Linked DNA regions of Homo sapiens: all the other regions are linked to region 2. Evidence: read pairs that join two places in POLR2A ChIA-PET (ENCODE). Cell type or tissue: MCF 10A. All regions are shown on one strand. Each heading gives the region's core, and the rest is flanking DNA. Links, peaks and the distances in the headings are about the cores only. Region 1 overlaps CDS1 (CDP-diacylglycerol synthase 1). Region 2 holds the start of CDS1 (CDP-diacylglycerol synthase 1). Region 3 overlaps WDFY3 (WD repeat and FYVE domain containing 3). Region 4 overlaps CDS1 (CDP-diacylglycerol synthase 1).

Region 1 (3,251 bases), core at 332-2,831, 53 kb before region 2:
GAGGTCAGGAGTTCTAGACCAGCCTGGCCAACATGGTGAAACCCTGTCTCTACTAAAAATACTAAAATTAACCAGGCATGGTGGCAGCCGCCTGTAATCCCAGATACTTGGGAGGCTGAGGCAGGAGAATCACTTGAACCCAGGAGGCGGAGGTTGCAGTGAACCCAGATTGCGCCACTGCACTACAGACTGGGTGACAGGGCGAGACTTTGTCTCCAAAAACGAATAAAAACTAAACAAAAATAAAGAAGAGCTCTTTTAGAAGAAATCAGTTCTAGAAAATGATTTGATTTCCATGAAGAATTAGTTTATTTCTTCTCCCAAATGAGAACTATGTAATTTAGTTCATTTCCTTCTTTACCATTGCCCATAAATAGAACCAATTCTATAGCAAAACAACATGGTCTACTCATGTGTATTTTCCTTTCCCTTTCATTATTACTTGTATTTTATTAGTATTTTATTGTAGGGCCCCAAAATCTTCTTTTGGTATGAGTTTGGATATGAAAAGTCACACAAATGGATATGAGGATGTGAAGGTGTATTATATAATCTCTTCTTTGAGAAAGTTTGGTAAAGGAGGGGACAGGTAAGGCGACAGGTTGAAGGGAGAGGAGAGTCAAGGAAAAGGCTTGTGTATAGGCTTGCTGGAAAGGAGGATAAAGAAGAACTGCACCAATGGCCGAGAGAAAAAACCACAGAGCCCAGGGGCGGTGGCTCACGCCTTTAATCCCAGTACTTTGGGAGGCTGAAATGGGCAGACTGCTTGAGCCTAGGAGTTTGGGACAAGCCTGAACAACATGGCAAGACTCTGTCTCTACCAAAAATACAAAAATTAGCCGGGTGTGGTGGCATGCACCTGAAGCCCCAGCTACTCGGGAGGCTGAGGTGGGAAGATTGCTAGAGCCTGGGAGGTGGAAGCTGCAGTGAGCCATGGTAGCACCACTGTACTCCAGCCTGGGTGGCAAAGCAAGACCCCATCTTCAAAAAAAAAAAGGAAAGAAAAGAAACCACATAAAGATAAAATGAAGATGAAAAGGGAGGGAGGGAGGGAGGGAGGGAAGGAGGGAAGGAAGGAAGGAAGGAAGGAAGGAAGGAAGGAAGGAAGGAAGGAAGGAAGGAAGGAAGGAAGGCAGGCAGGCAGGCAGGCAGGCAGGCAGGCAGGCAGGCAGGCAGGCAGGCAGACTGATGGAGTCATGCCCTTCCTGAGGAGCCAACAGAAGAGCTGATGAAGAACCCAGATGGAAGTACTGAGAAATATGGTTTGCTGCTTCTGCACCATGCAGCTAAGGAAAATCAAAGCACCTCAAAAATAAAAAATGCACAACAGCACAGTTGTTGGAAATGTTCTCCAGTGGCTAATCTTTAAGGTTACATAGTGGCTTGCTTATAAAATTTTTCCATTACCTTAATTAATGGAGTTCTCCCAAAAAAAAATCCAAAAAGGTAAGCAGTTATGTCATTGCAGATAACACTTGATATTGGAACAAGGAACCTGTTTTTAAAAAAAAAAAAAAAAGTCAGCAGAAAAAAGTTCACCTGAGTAAGTGGCAGATATTCGGAAAGGTTATGATTCATAATGAACCATCAGAATAACCCTTTGGATTGCACTGCAGCCTACCCAGAACATAACACTTGCCAAAACAGTAGAAATGATAAATATCAACCAAATTTGCCCACTTACCAATTTAAACAGAGCAAAATCTAAAAATAAACTAGCATGCTAGGAAAATATTAAATTATTGATTTCTACAGTTATGGATGTTTTCATTTTAGTTTTATGAGGAACATGTTACAATAAAAAATAAAAGGCAGACTGAAAGCTAATCTTAAGAAAACCAGCCTTTTAATATGAAAATGAGTCATTTCTTTAGACAGAACATAATCTGATAAATTTATATCAAGCTCTTAATACATATTCTCAATTATTAATTTTAATTCTATCTTAGCTTATGATTTCAGTAAACCCTACTGAATGTACAGAACCTACTTACTTCAGTAACTGCCCCATCAATGAAAAGTCTGTACAATACATGAAAGACAATCTTAAAATGATTCCAATTACTTTACACACGCACATACACACAGAGACACACACACACAAAGACACAACCACACCCTTGGTAAAAAGACATAAAGCTGTCAAGGGAATACAATTTATCTTGACAAAACCCATCAACTGTAAAAGATTTTAATTAATGAGTTTTAAATGAGTGGGGGAAAAATACAGTCAGATTTTTTTTTAATCTTAAGCTTTTTCTCCATTCCAACTAATTTTTAAGTAATAAGTTTTATAATTTTTACCTAACAAAAATGCTTTCTGAATATGCAAGCCACTGCCATAGAGCAATTAACTTCTACAATCTGGAAACCCACTCCTACACAGGAGCAAAGTAGAAAACCTACCCAACTTTCACCTAGAAAAACATGCATTTCTTCACAGTAGTTACTAGTAGGCAAAGTTTTATATTTTTTTGCATTCTATGTAAATAATATCTTAATAAATATTATATTTAAAGTCTGTCTTTTGTGAAAAGTTACACTAGGATTTATTAACACCTGAAAATGTAATTAATTTTTTGGGTCTTTTATGGGAACTTCCTATATTTGGAACTTGAATAAGAATGGTATCCAGTTGTTAATGAAGCATTTTGTCTTTAGTTGTCAAAGAGTAAGCAAAACTCAGTAAGATAGTTTAATGGAATATAAGAACAACAAACAGTACATTTTAGTAGAAATCTGTAAGACACTATCCAACGTTAAAGAACTATAAAAGTGCTATGACATACTTATAAAGCAGCATAATTCTGTTGCCTTACCATATCATGCCTTCAAACAGATTTTGGATGACAAGGTGTGACTGAGTGACAGTTATCAGTAAAGTGACATGAGTCCATGCGAACTGTTAATAGCCCAACAATACAAAAATTAGTGAACACAACTGATCAGTGCAGCTGAAGAAGCAACAGCGATTTGAAACCCAAATTTCTACCATGACTTTTGGTCAAAATGTACAAGTTAGAGTCATATAAAATAAAAACACTGTTAGTAAATTATGTTTGTTTTGTTGCCTACTGGAACCTTAAAATAATGAAAACATTTAACAAAGTAACCTTAATTTATATATAAATAGAATTCTAATTATATAGTACTAACTTTTAAAACATATAAAAAATAAACCATTATCTTGAATCATTAGATTTAAGTGATGATGAGAGATTTCTGTTGCTGGTTTAACAACATTTAAAGGG
Region 2 (3,251 bases), core at 481-2,980:
TACTTGCACCACTATATTACCAAACACGCCCGAATTCCTTTTCTAGCTTTAAACAGATAGTAATATCGCATCTACTTATTCTTAAATGTGAAAGAAGAGTAATCTATAGAAAAGGAAGTGAAAAGTCTTCATGAATTAACGTCGGGTTATATGAAATCTACTGGTAGACAGAAGAATTGCACTGTCTGTCGTGTACTCAAAAGAAGCTGGAAGATTACTATTATGTCACGTGCATGATACTCTAAAACCTCCAAAATCTATCATACTGAAAAAGGATGGAGAAAATGTAAGTGCATATGGGGCAGCGCGAGAAGCCAAGCCTCCCGCGTCAGGATCCGATGAAATGATACAGCCGACGGTGGCACGTCTCTAGTCCTTACTAACTTTGTTCCCTCTACTGAAAAGAGAGGTGAGGTGGCAGCTACTAACTGCACTGCAGCCCCTAGGAGGACAGGTTCCCTCCTGATTCCAGCGTCGGCCCCAGATCCTGAAGAAGGGACCGGAAGAGGATGAAGCTAAACTGTAAGCCGGGTTGAGTGGCCCATTTCTCCCGGGCAGCGGCCGCGGTCATCCTGGGAACCTCACCGCCACTGGGATCCCGGGTCCCGACCCCCTCTGGAGAAGGAGGAAGCAGTGCCAGGCAGGGAGGAAGGTGCACCGGCAGCGTGCAGCCTCACCTGACGCTGGACGGGCCCCACCCTTGCTCTCAAGTGTCCCGCTTCCAACCAGGACCCAGCCAGGGCGCGGCGTCCGCCTCTCTCGGCTCCACTTACTTTGTCGCTGGTGCTCTCGGTTTCGTGGTCGCCGCCGGCCGCCTCTCCCTCGCGGTGTGGCGGCGACACCGCTTCCCTGGGGCCGGGGCAGCTTCCCCGGTGCCTCAGCTCCAACATCTTCCGCTCCCGCGCTGCCGTGGCGGCCTCCTCAAGCACCCCGAAACCTGAGCTGCAAGCAGGGTTCTGCAGGCGGGGCGCCCCGCCACCTCGCAGCCGCGCCCTGGAGTCCCGCGGAGCCGCAGCCACTAACGCGGCCCCACCATAGAGCGGCCGCCGCGCCGGTCACCTCCAAAACGGCATCAACGAGAGAGCGCTCGAGGCCGCCTGCAGCGAGCGCGGCTCCGGCGGAGGTCCCGGGCAGGCTCCGGGCGCCAGGCGCGAGCAGAGAAGGCGGAGACGCGGCCTCCGGTTGCCAGGTGCGCGTCTCCACGCAGAGGCCCAGGTAGGAGGAGGAGAAGGGGCGGGGAGAAAAGGAGGACGCTTGACCCGCTTTAGCGCGGCTCTGGGCTCCCGCCGCCGCGCAGGCCCCTCCCGCCCCGCCCCCCGGAGCCGGACTCGGAGCCGGCTTGTCCCGGCCCCGCACACTTCTCCCTGCCCGGGCCTCCCGCACCAGGTCTCGCGCCGCAGGCCCCGCCCCTCTGCGCTGCACTGCGGTTCCCACAGCCCCGCCTCCCCGTGAGGTGACGTCAGGAGCCCGGCCCGCGACCCCGCCCCCGCCTCTGCGTGCTGGCAGGTGGGGGCCTGAGAAAAGGTGGGAGCGGTGGGGCGGGAGGAGGCTGAGGAGCTGGGAGGCGGAGGCGGGGCCAGCGCGGGCTGGAAGTGAGCGTTGAGAACTTGCAGGCTAGTCCCTGGGCCGCTGCGAGGGCTGGAGGAGCTACTCAAAGACGCCCGCTAAATGTTAACAGCGCTCAACACTGCTGCTTCAAACGCCTCCCCGGCCTTGTCAGCTTGACACGCGCGGCGGGTCGGAGGCTCACTGGACCAGAAACTTGTCTGGCAGGACGGACTGGTTGGCCCCGCGGCATTCCAGCCCAGTGTCATCACCTTGAAAACAGGAGATGCTTTTGCCTCACTGGGCGTCCAGAGGTGCGTCGGCCAACAATTCCGATCACAACCGCAGCGCCGTCTCCCAGAAACTCAGTACTGAATCTCACAAAGGTCACCACCTAGGATCCCAACACAGTGTGAGATGCTATGGGACGCCGTTGCCCTCCAGCTAGTCTCTGAGCAGTGGTGGACCTTGGGCTGCCAAAGCGGGAACAGGAAGGGCACAAGATCTGCATTAATTCTAGTCTTAATCCTGTTAGAAGGTGATTAGTTTTCTTGACATGTATCCGCCACCCGGTCATTACTGACAAGCTAACAAATGAAAAAAAGAGAGAAACAAAGAGAAAAAAGAAAAAAGGCGGGCCTTCACACAGGACAAGGTTCAGGAGAGCACCCTTATAGAAATAGATCAACTATGTAAATTCCTCAAGGTCTTTACTGACACGGTAAAAGTAAGTAAAGTGTTGAAAATTTACTAACAAATGAGCAAAACCAAAAGTCAAATTAGGATGCATTGAAAAGCAGAACACAAAGACATCATTTTACCTCACCAAACAGATCTTTGAAGCTGTGCGGTTAGTTTGGGTTGCACGTTTTCAAAAGGATGTCGAGAAACCATAATTTGTTCCTTATGGGGTGGATAACTGAAATGACAGAGAAGATTTGAAAATAAGTCCCTACTGAACAGAGAACTATGGGGTGACTACATTAATAAATTGTCCAATTGTTTGGAGGATCGGAAATGAAGGAGTGCTTGATAGTGAAGAAGATAATCAGAATAATGGCTGAAGCCAGTAGTAGGGTTTCCATCTCTGGCTACTACCCTACCCTGCATAAAGGATTAGAAGTGCTCCATTCTAACTCTCTGGAAGTCAAGAAGCCTGAGTTCTAGTGCTGCCAATGCCACTAATTGCATGGCCTTGGTAAGTTATTAACCCTCAGTGTCCTCAGCTGTAAACGGATAGTAAGGATGGCCTCTGTGGTCCCTTTTAGCTCTTAGACGATCAGAATCCAGCCTTTGCTTTCCCCCATGGTCCAAGAAAAGGAGACCTACTACACAAGGTACCTGAACAACTTCCTGTTTCCCCTTTGCCTAGTCCTCTCATGGCCTCTTTGACTTTTTCCCTTTGCTGCAGGAGGAAAAAAGAGAGTGAGAGGAGTGACAGAGGGGAACAACAGAGGACAGTAGTGCGTGATAGAAGAAACAGTATTCCCCAACCCAGGAAAAGTGGGACCAATGCAAAGACTGCCAAAATAGAATGTGAGGTTCTACTTACCTCACCTTCCTTAAGCTCTGCTCCTTCTTGTGTTTTAGCTAAGAGAGCAATTTCTTTCAATCTTCTTCATTATAGCTATTACCACTAGTTGAGTGAATAGACTGAGTCCAGACAGCAGAAACTGGCTTATTCATCTTTACAGGTCTAGCTCTTT
Region 3 (3,251 bases), core at 498-2,997, 110 kb before region 2:
AAGGGCTTATAAGTGTTATCTTTCATTATAAAGTGAGTCATCTTCTTTCATACCAGTTATTTAAAAAACCTCATCCACCAAAGCGAGTGAGAAGTCGACTCAATGGAGACAATGCAGGAATCTCTGTCCTACCAGGATCTACAAGTGACAAGATCTTTTTTCATCATCTAGACAACTTGAGGCCTTCTCTAACACCTGTAAAAGGTAAAATAATGAGAAATAAACTTTTGATTAATGATTTAATGGGATTGTTAATAATCCCAGTTTAACAATAACAAATTTGCTTTTTGACGATAGCATAATTTGTTTAATAAGTGCCATACATTTTGTGTTAGATTACTAAATACCTACTAGTATTTATATTTTCTCTTTTTGCTTTTTTTTCTCTGTTTTCTTTTTTTGGCTTGTTGGACTTCATATCAGAAAGAACCAAACAGTCTTCTCTCTCCTCTTTAAGATAATCAAAGCTCTAAAATACCAAAACCTTGTAAATTCAACTTTATAGATAAAAAAAATTTGTCTTCATAATTTCATTCTCATTTAAATATATTCTGCCTATCCGATATATTAGTAAAAGAACACATTTTTAGTATGCCAATGAAAAGACATCTGTGTTTTATCTAATGGTATAATGGGATATCTAAAAATATTTTTTCAAGTAGGTTTTTTCCCCTTAGAATGAAAAAAAAAAAGTTCTGCAAAATCTTGAAGTTGTCGCTTAAAAATATCCAAGAATTGGAACAAAATCTGGTTAACTTGTGTGCCATTCTATGCCATTTGTCCTCATTACACAGACTCTGCTCTGTGCCAGCGTCAGTCACTGTTGGCGATTCTTCTGGAGTAGTAATATGGTCATCAGAGTGCTGGTGTGGAGCAAGGAGTCCGTTCCTCTGGGGAATGACATGACCTTCCTTGAGGAAGTCTAAGGTCTGGCTATAACTTGGGAGGTACTAAAGACATAGGTTTGTTGATAATCTGTGTCCCTATGACATTCTGGGGAGCATCCCAGATTACTCTGTACAACCCTAGGGAGGCAAACCTGAATGGTAGTACCCAAACCAGAGAGTGCCCAGAAATAGGAAAGCTGGAGGAAAGTCCTGCAGAGGCCCTGTTAGGTTGAACATTCCACCCAGCAGGTCTTGTAGGAGATTCAAAAGCCCAGCTCTATTTCAGAGATCATTTTTTCTCAACGTAGGTATCAGGATGCTTGATTTATATGAATATTTGAAATTATCATGCTCTATGAGATAATGACATTAGTTTTTCCTGTTCCTGTCCTAATACCATGATTTCTTTTTTCTAGAACTCAAAGAACCTGTAGGACAAATCGTATGTACAGATAAAGGTATTCTTGCGGTGGAACAGAATAAGGTTCTTATCCCACCAACCTGGAATAAAACTTTTGCTTGGGGCTATGCAGACCTCAGTTGCAGACTGGGAACCTATGAGTCAGACAAGGTTTGCATTATTTCCTGCCTACTCATTTAATATTGCTCTTTTGTGGTCTGGCTATCCTATATGACTAATAGGGTTGGGGAGAACCCAGTCCAAGGGCTTGTCAGCTGTTCCTCCAAAGCCCAAAAGAAAAGTGAGCTTTCCTATTTGGGGAAAGGAGAGCTTCACTGAATGAGAGCAGGATAAAGGAGCTCATAGAGATGTCATGTTCCCTGCAGAACAAGCCTCTTTTGCAAAGTTGTGTAACAGGGGCTAGCAGTTTCCTTCTCACTCAAAGAATTCCTCCGAGAGATCCTAGCCAGCAAGGAGCTCAGCATTTCTGTCAACCAGAATAGCCTCCTTTTGATGAGTCACCATCTGCCCCACTTTTCATTTTAGTGCTCCAAACAAGCTGGCAGAAAACCTGTTGCTCCATCCCACAAGAAGCAACAGCAACTGTTTTGGGTCCCATAAGTACCTCTTGGAGAGACAATCCATAGTGATCCTTTAGTGCCCTGTGTTTGCCCTCCAACAGTCCCTTCCCAAATGCAAGACGAAAAGAATCTGCATAGTCTGTTATGTTGCTTTGTAACACGATTCCATTTTGTTGATGTTCTCCTTAGCAGCAGTCGTGCTCTCTTTTCACATTCTGTCTACAGCAAATGCATCCTTTTGCCACATTGTCCCCTGCACCTTCCATAGATCACACAATTTGAGCATCACTTTCCCAATCTGGAGAAACCAGAGACCCCCATTATGAGCAAAGTCCTTTTTGGTTATGGCTTTCAGCAGCAACAATAGTTTGGAGGCGGTAGGGGTAGTTCAGGGTAGAGATTCAGTGGATATGCTTCTGAACTAAAGCTAGCTCAGAACATGAGCCGCTATTTGCTGGTGAGGTGCCTGCACCTTCACTCAATTCTGCTCCTTGAGTTTCAGAAGTTTGTATAGTACTTAACGGCATGTGTGTCTCACATCCGTTTTACTTTATAGGCCATGACTGTTTATGAATGCTTGTCTGAGTGGGGCCAGATTCTCTGTGCAATCTGCCCCAACCCCAAGCTGGTCATCACGGGTGGAACAAGCACGGTTGTGTGTGTGTGGGAGATGGGCACCTCCAAAGAAAAGGCCAAGACCGTCACCCTCAAACAGGTAAGAGAGAACATAGAAAATGCCAAGAAGGACATAGTCCATCTCCTGTGCCTACACCCTGTAGGAAGTAAAAAGCTTCCTTAATTCTGAGGTACTTCAGATCTAATGGACAAAACCAAAGTGACGTTCTGTTGCTAGAAATACTTTTTTGAAAAAAAAAGGAAATCAGAATAGGTTGTTTCTAACAATGATCTAAGCCGGTCCCTTTGTTAAAATCTGAAGAAAGTTATCTTTAGGTAACATATATTTCAGTGTATTTAAGTAATATAAATGCAAAAGTCTAAATTGAATTTTTGCAAACTGAATTATGTTTGCTATTGACTCATATTAATTTCCTTCCAGGGTGATTTCCATTTATCTGCCACTAAATTCTTTATTTTTTGTTTCTCTCTTTTCTCATTTGTCATATACTTAAGGATATGCCAAACTCATGAATATATTCAGTAGAGCCCTTGATGATTTAATTAACGAGTATTTCTGATTGTCTATTACATACATGATTCTATTATTAATTTTTACTTAAAGCAAGAGTCCTTTTATAATTAAGCCATTTCTTAATATTTGATCTGTGAGAGAACTTACCATAAGGTATTTTTTAAATAAGGAGCATATATCTAAGTATTTTTAATGATATAAATTTGAAAAATAATGTAACAATACCACTTATC
Region 4 (3,251 bases), core at 314-2,813, 56 kb before region 2:
ATTTCATCAGTTAATAATTAACCAGTAATTCAAAATTACAATAAAATAGTACAAAATAGTACAGGTTAAAAACACCATTGTTCTTAGCCAACCCAGAAAACTTTGACTAAATTATTCTTTCCCTGGCCACACCATTGCAATTTTTAAAACTAGCTGTCCACAGCCTTGGAAATAAGATACATAAAATAAGATATCCTGTTATAAATTTAAATTGCTAGACAACAGCTTATTCTCCTTTTCTTGCAGCCATTCACCCTATTATTCTGCTCGAGAATGAGTAATAGAAATTCAAGACACTAGGAATGAATATAAACTGATTTTGCTTCCAAACAACCAGTTTATTTTATATATATAAAATATATATTATATATATTACATATTATTATATATATTATATATATATAATTTCATATAGATGTGGAATTTCCTTCCTCATTATTTTGTCATGCATTACATGCTTATGGGGTAGCTCCTACTTTTCTTCCAATGATATGGCTATTCCTGTGGTATTTTCAAGTTAGTCTTTGATAATAACAAATTCTTACACTATTTAGCTTCATAATGTTTAATTATTCTCGCTTTGTAATGTAAAAACATTGGATGAGATTGGATCCTTTTGCATTCTTCTATCTGTCCATTATTATCTCATCAATATTCTACCACAAAAACACTGGAATAATTTTATCACATTTTATTAAAATTTTCATTGCAAATGAACTAAATTTATAAATTAAATAGAGGAATTCTGGTGGTTTCCAGGATCATGGCATATTTCCATTTATTTGTATATTCACTCTCTCCAGGCTTCATGTTGTTACTAGGTACTCTAGATTTGGATACAGAATGTAACCACAACTGTCAGAAACTAGGAAAAGTAAAGCTTCCTGACAGTACTTTTTTGTACATTTATCTTATATCCAGCTATGGTACTATACTCTCATTCTCACTAGACACCTTTTAATAAAAATCTAAATCCTATAACTGTAAACTAATTTGTAAAACATGAAAAATAGCTATTTAACATGCTAAAAGCAAACATTAATAGTTTATAGTTAGACTGTTTCTGCAAGTTGGGCCCACAACAGTAACCACCCACTGAGCCAAGTGGCCACCATGTGTTTAAGAAGGCAGAGCTTTTCAATAGTATTTGCATCCTCTGCTATTACACAAGGCCACCACCTGTCCCAGTACTTGTGCCCCGCCTAAGGCAGAATAGCTGTTAGAAACTACCAAACACAACAGCACAACAGTAAGTCAGCAAGTCAGCAAGACAGCATGGATGGCCATTAGAATTACCTGGGGGTGTTAACTGGCCTGGGATAAGGCTGAGACATAGATTTTGTTTAAGCTTCTCAGGTGATTCTATATGTAGCCAGGATAAGGGCTGCTGAGGTACAGAACTGGTTCTTTTCAGTAGGTTTCAATAAATATATTATTAGCATTTTGTGGTTTAATTTTTCTAGGTTTAAAATTAGACCAGTAAGCTTGGTATCATATTTCGAAATGTATACAAAATAAAAATCTTAGTAATACTCACAATGAATCCAAACACAACTGTGGAAAAGAAACCACCAATGAATCCTTCCCAAGTCTTTTTAGGAGACAACTAAAAAAGGGCAAATAAAATTAAAAAGCTTTACTGCACTCACAAAACTCACAATATATATATATATATATATATAAACTATTTCCTCAATAACTTGTACATCTCTCCTTACTTTTTCTCTTATTGGAATAGTTCAAAACCCTTTTTCCTTTTCTCTGATCTTGATTTACTAGTGAAAATCTCTCTAATAATATTTAAACACATAGTAGGCCCTCAAATATTTGAAATGCTGTGAATATGTGTTTGTTCATGTTAAATGGTCTAAATTTGTTCTGTCTCTCAAAAGAGTATAAACTCTATACTAAAATAACTGTCCCATGACTCTTATGCTAATATAAAACCTGATAATAGTTGGTGTAAGTTCTTGGAATAAGAATGAGACGTATTCATTCCAAGTACACACAGTCAGTATTGACCTGCTATTGGCCAAAAATAGAATCAGTACAACAAAACATGGACATTTTAGCACATATAATTTTCACATATTCCTAATATGCTATATACACACAGACTTCCTTCTGATATGGCAAAATACTCCAGAGCCCCAGATACTGTATTTGCTCAAGTATTGACATATCCTCTCTTTTTTCACAATCTATGTCCATTTCCAAGAAGAAAGGAACATGCTGCACTTCAAAGAAGAGATATTGTTTGTGTTGGATTCAGGCTATTGCTGCCCAGTCAATGGACCATTCATGGAAAGAAATCTGGAAAAAAATCTAGAAGTTAGTGGTGTTGGGGCAGGAGGAAAAGATTCAGGAGCAAAAAGTGAAAGTTGTTGCTCAGGGGAGATAAAGACTGTGATGTGTGGGAGGATTTGGTCATCAGGTCATTAATGAGGGACAGAAACCAAATATCAGAATAAAGTCTCTGAAGTATTAAAATGGGTTATGGGTTAACCTATAGGAGCTCTTCATAGACTTCTTGTCCTGATATTCATAAAGCCCCAAACCAAAACAGTTGGCAGAAATGGTTTCTTGACAAATCTGATAACAATTCTGCCACAGAGAAGGGACAGACACACCTTCTCCTAGGGTAATTCACTATCACTGCCATGAAGTAGGAGCAGACTCAAATTCAAAAGTGCCTGCTGATTATTGTAAAGATAGCTTATCAAATTAAATTGATGCATATCATATCGATTTAGGGGTTAACTGTTCAATTATCTAAGTATATTATACAATTAATCCAGCCTGATAAATTCACTAGAAGGCTGTGTTCAAAATCAGTTGCTAATATTCTTCCACAGCTATAACAGCCTTTTTGAAGGCTTCTGATATGGTTTGGATCTGTGTCTCCACCCAAATGTCACGTCCACTTGTAATCCTCAGTGTCGGAGGTGGGGCCTGGTGGGAAGTGACTGGGTCAGGGAGGGGGTTTCTAATGGTTAAGCACCATCCCCCTATTGCTGTCCCATGAGTTCTCATGATATCTGGTTGTTGAAAAGTCTGTGGCACCTCCTCACTCTCCCTCTTCCTCCTGCTCTGACCATATAAGATGTGCCTGCTTCCCCTTCCGCCAAGATCATAAGTTTCCTGAGGCCTCCCCAGCCATGCTTCCTGTACAGCTTGCAGAACCATAAGCCAATTAAAGCTCTGGCATTTCTTTATAGCAGTGTGAGAATGAACTAATACAGCTTCCCAAG

What was found. Peaks named below come from ENCODE experiments on the same cell type or tissue, not always from the same donor. Only the 100,000 strongest peaks of a DNase experiment are listed, where the experiment ranks them.
Region 1: POLR2A ChIA-PET joins it to region 2 with 35 read pairs; 3 of 35 experiments call an interaction of 5 or more read pairs at or near these places.
Region 3: POLR2A ChIA-PET joins it to region 2 with 25 read pairs; 3 of 35 experiments call an interaction of 5 or more read pairs at or near these places.
Region 4: POLR2A ChIA-PET joins it to region 2 with 28 read pairs; 3 of 35 experiments call an interaction of 5 or more read pairs at or near these places.

Annotation. Positions count from the first base shown.
Region 1 is chr4:84,633,508-84,636,758 of GRCh38, reverse strand. CDS1 (CDP-diacylglycerol synthase 1) reads right to left here. Exons shown (of 13, transcript NM_001263.4): 7 at 2,820-2,902; 8 at 1,408-1,495. Among named protein-coding and RNA genes, the nearest start is that of CDS1, 52 kb to the right of the region's middle. In MCF 10A, for the core only: no CTCF peak of the experiment used is centred there; no DNase peak of the experiment used is centred there.
Region 2 is chr4:84,581,041-84,584,291 of GRCh38, reverse strand. CDS1 (CDP-diacylglycerol synthase 1) reads right to left here and starts at 1,165. Exons shown (of 13, transcript NM_001263.4): 1 at 774-1,165. The coding sequence starts at 890. LOC102723338 (a long non-coding RNA gene) reads left to right here and starts at 2,071. Exons shown (of 8, transcript XR_007058460.1): 1 at 2,071-2,743. RefSeq lists silencers at 1,209-1,308, 1,349-1,558 and an enhancer at 419-1,372. In MCF 10A, for the core only: no CTCF peak of the experiment used is centred there; a DNase peak (open chromatin) is centred at 1,501.
Region 3 is chr4:84,689,838-84,693,088 of GRCh38, reverse strand. It overlaps WDFY3 (WD repeat and FYVE domain containing 3), which reads left to right. Exons shown (of 68, transcript NM_014991.6): 59 at 57-204; 60 at 1,304-1,458; 61 at 2,425-2,583. Among named protein-coding and RNA genes, the nearest start is that of WDFY3-AS1, 110 kb to the left of the region's middle. RefSeq lists an enhancer at 802-2,001. In MCF 10A, for the core only: no CTCF peak of the experiment used is centred there; DNase peaks (open chromatin) are centred at 1,518 and 1,768.
Region 4 is chr4:84,637,279-84,640,529 of GRCh38, reverse strand. CDS1 (CDP-diacylglycerol synthase 1) reads right to left here. Exons shown (of 13, transcript NM_001263.4): 9 at 1,538-1,606. Among named protein-coding and RNA genes, the nearest start is that of CDS1, 56 kb to the right of the region's middle. In MCF 10A, for the core only: no CTCF peak of the experiment used is centred there; no DNase peak of the experiment used is centred there.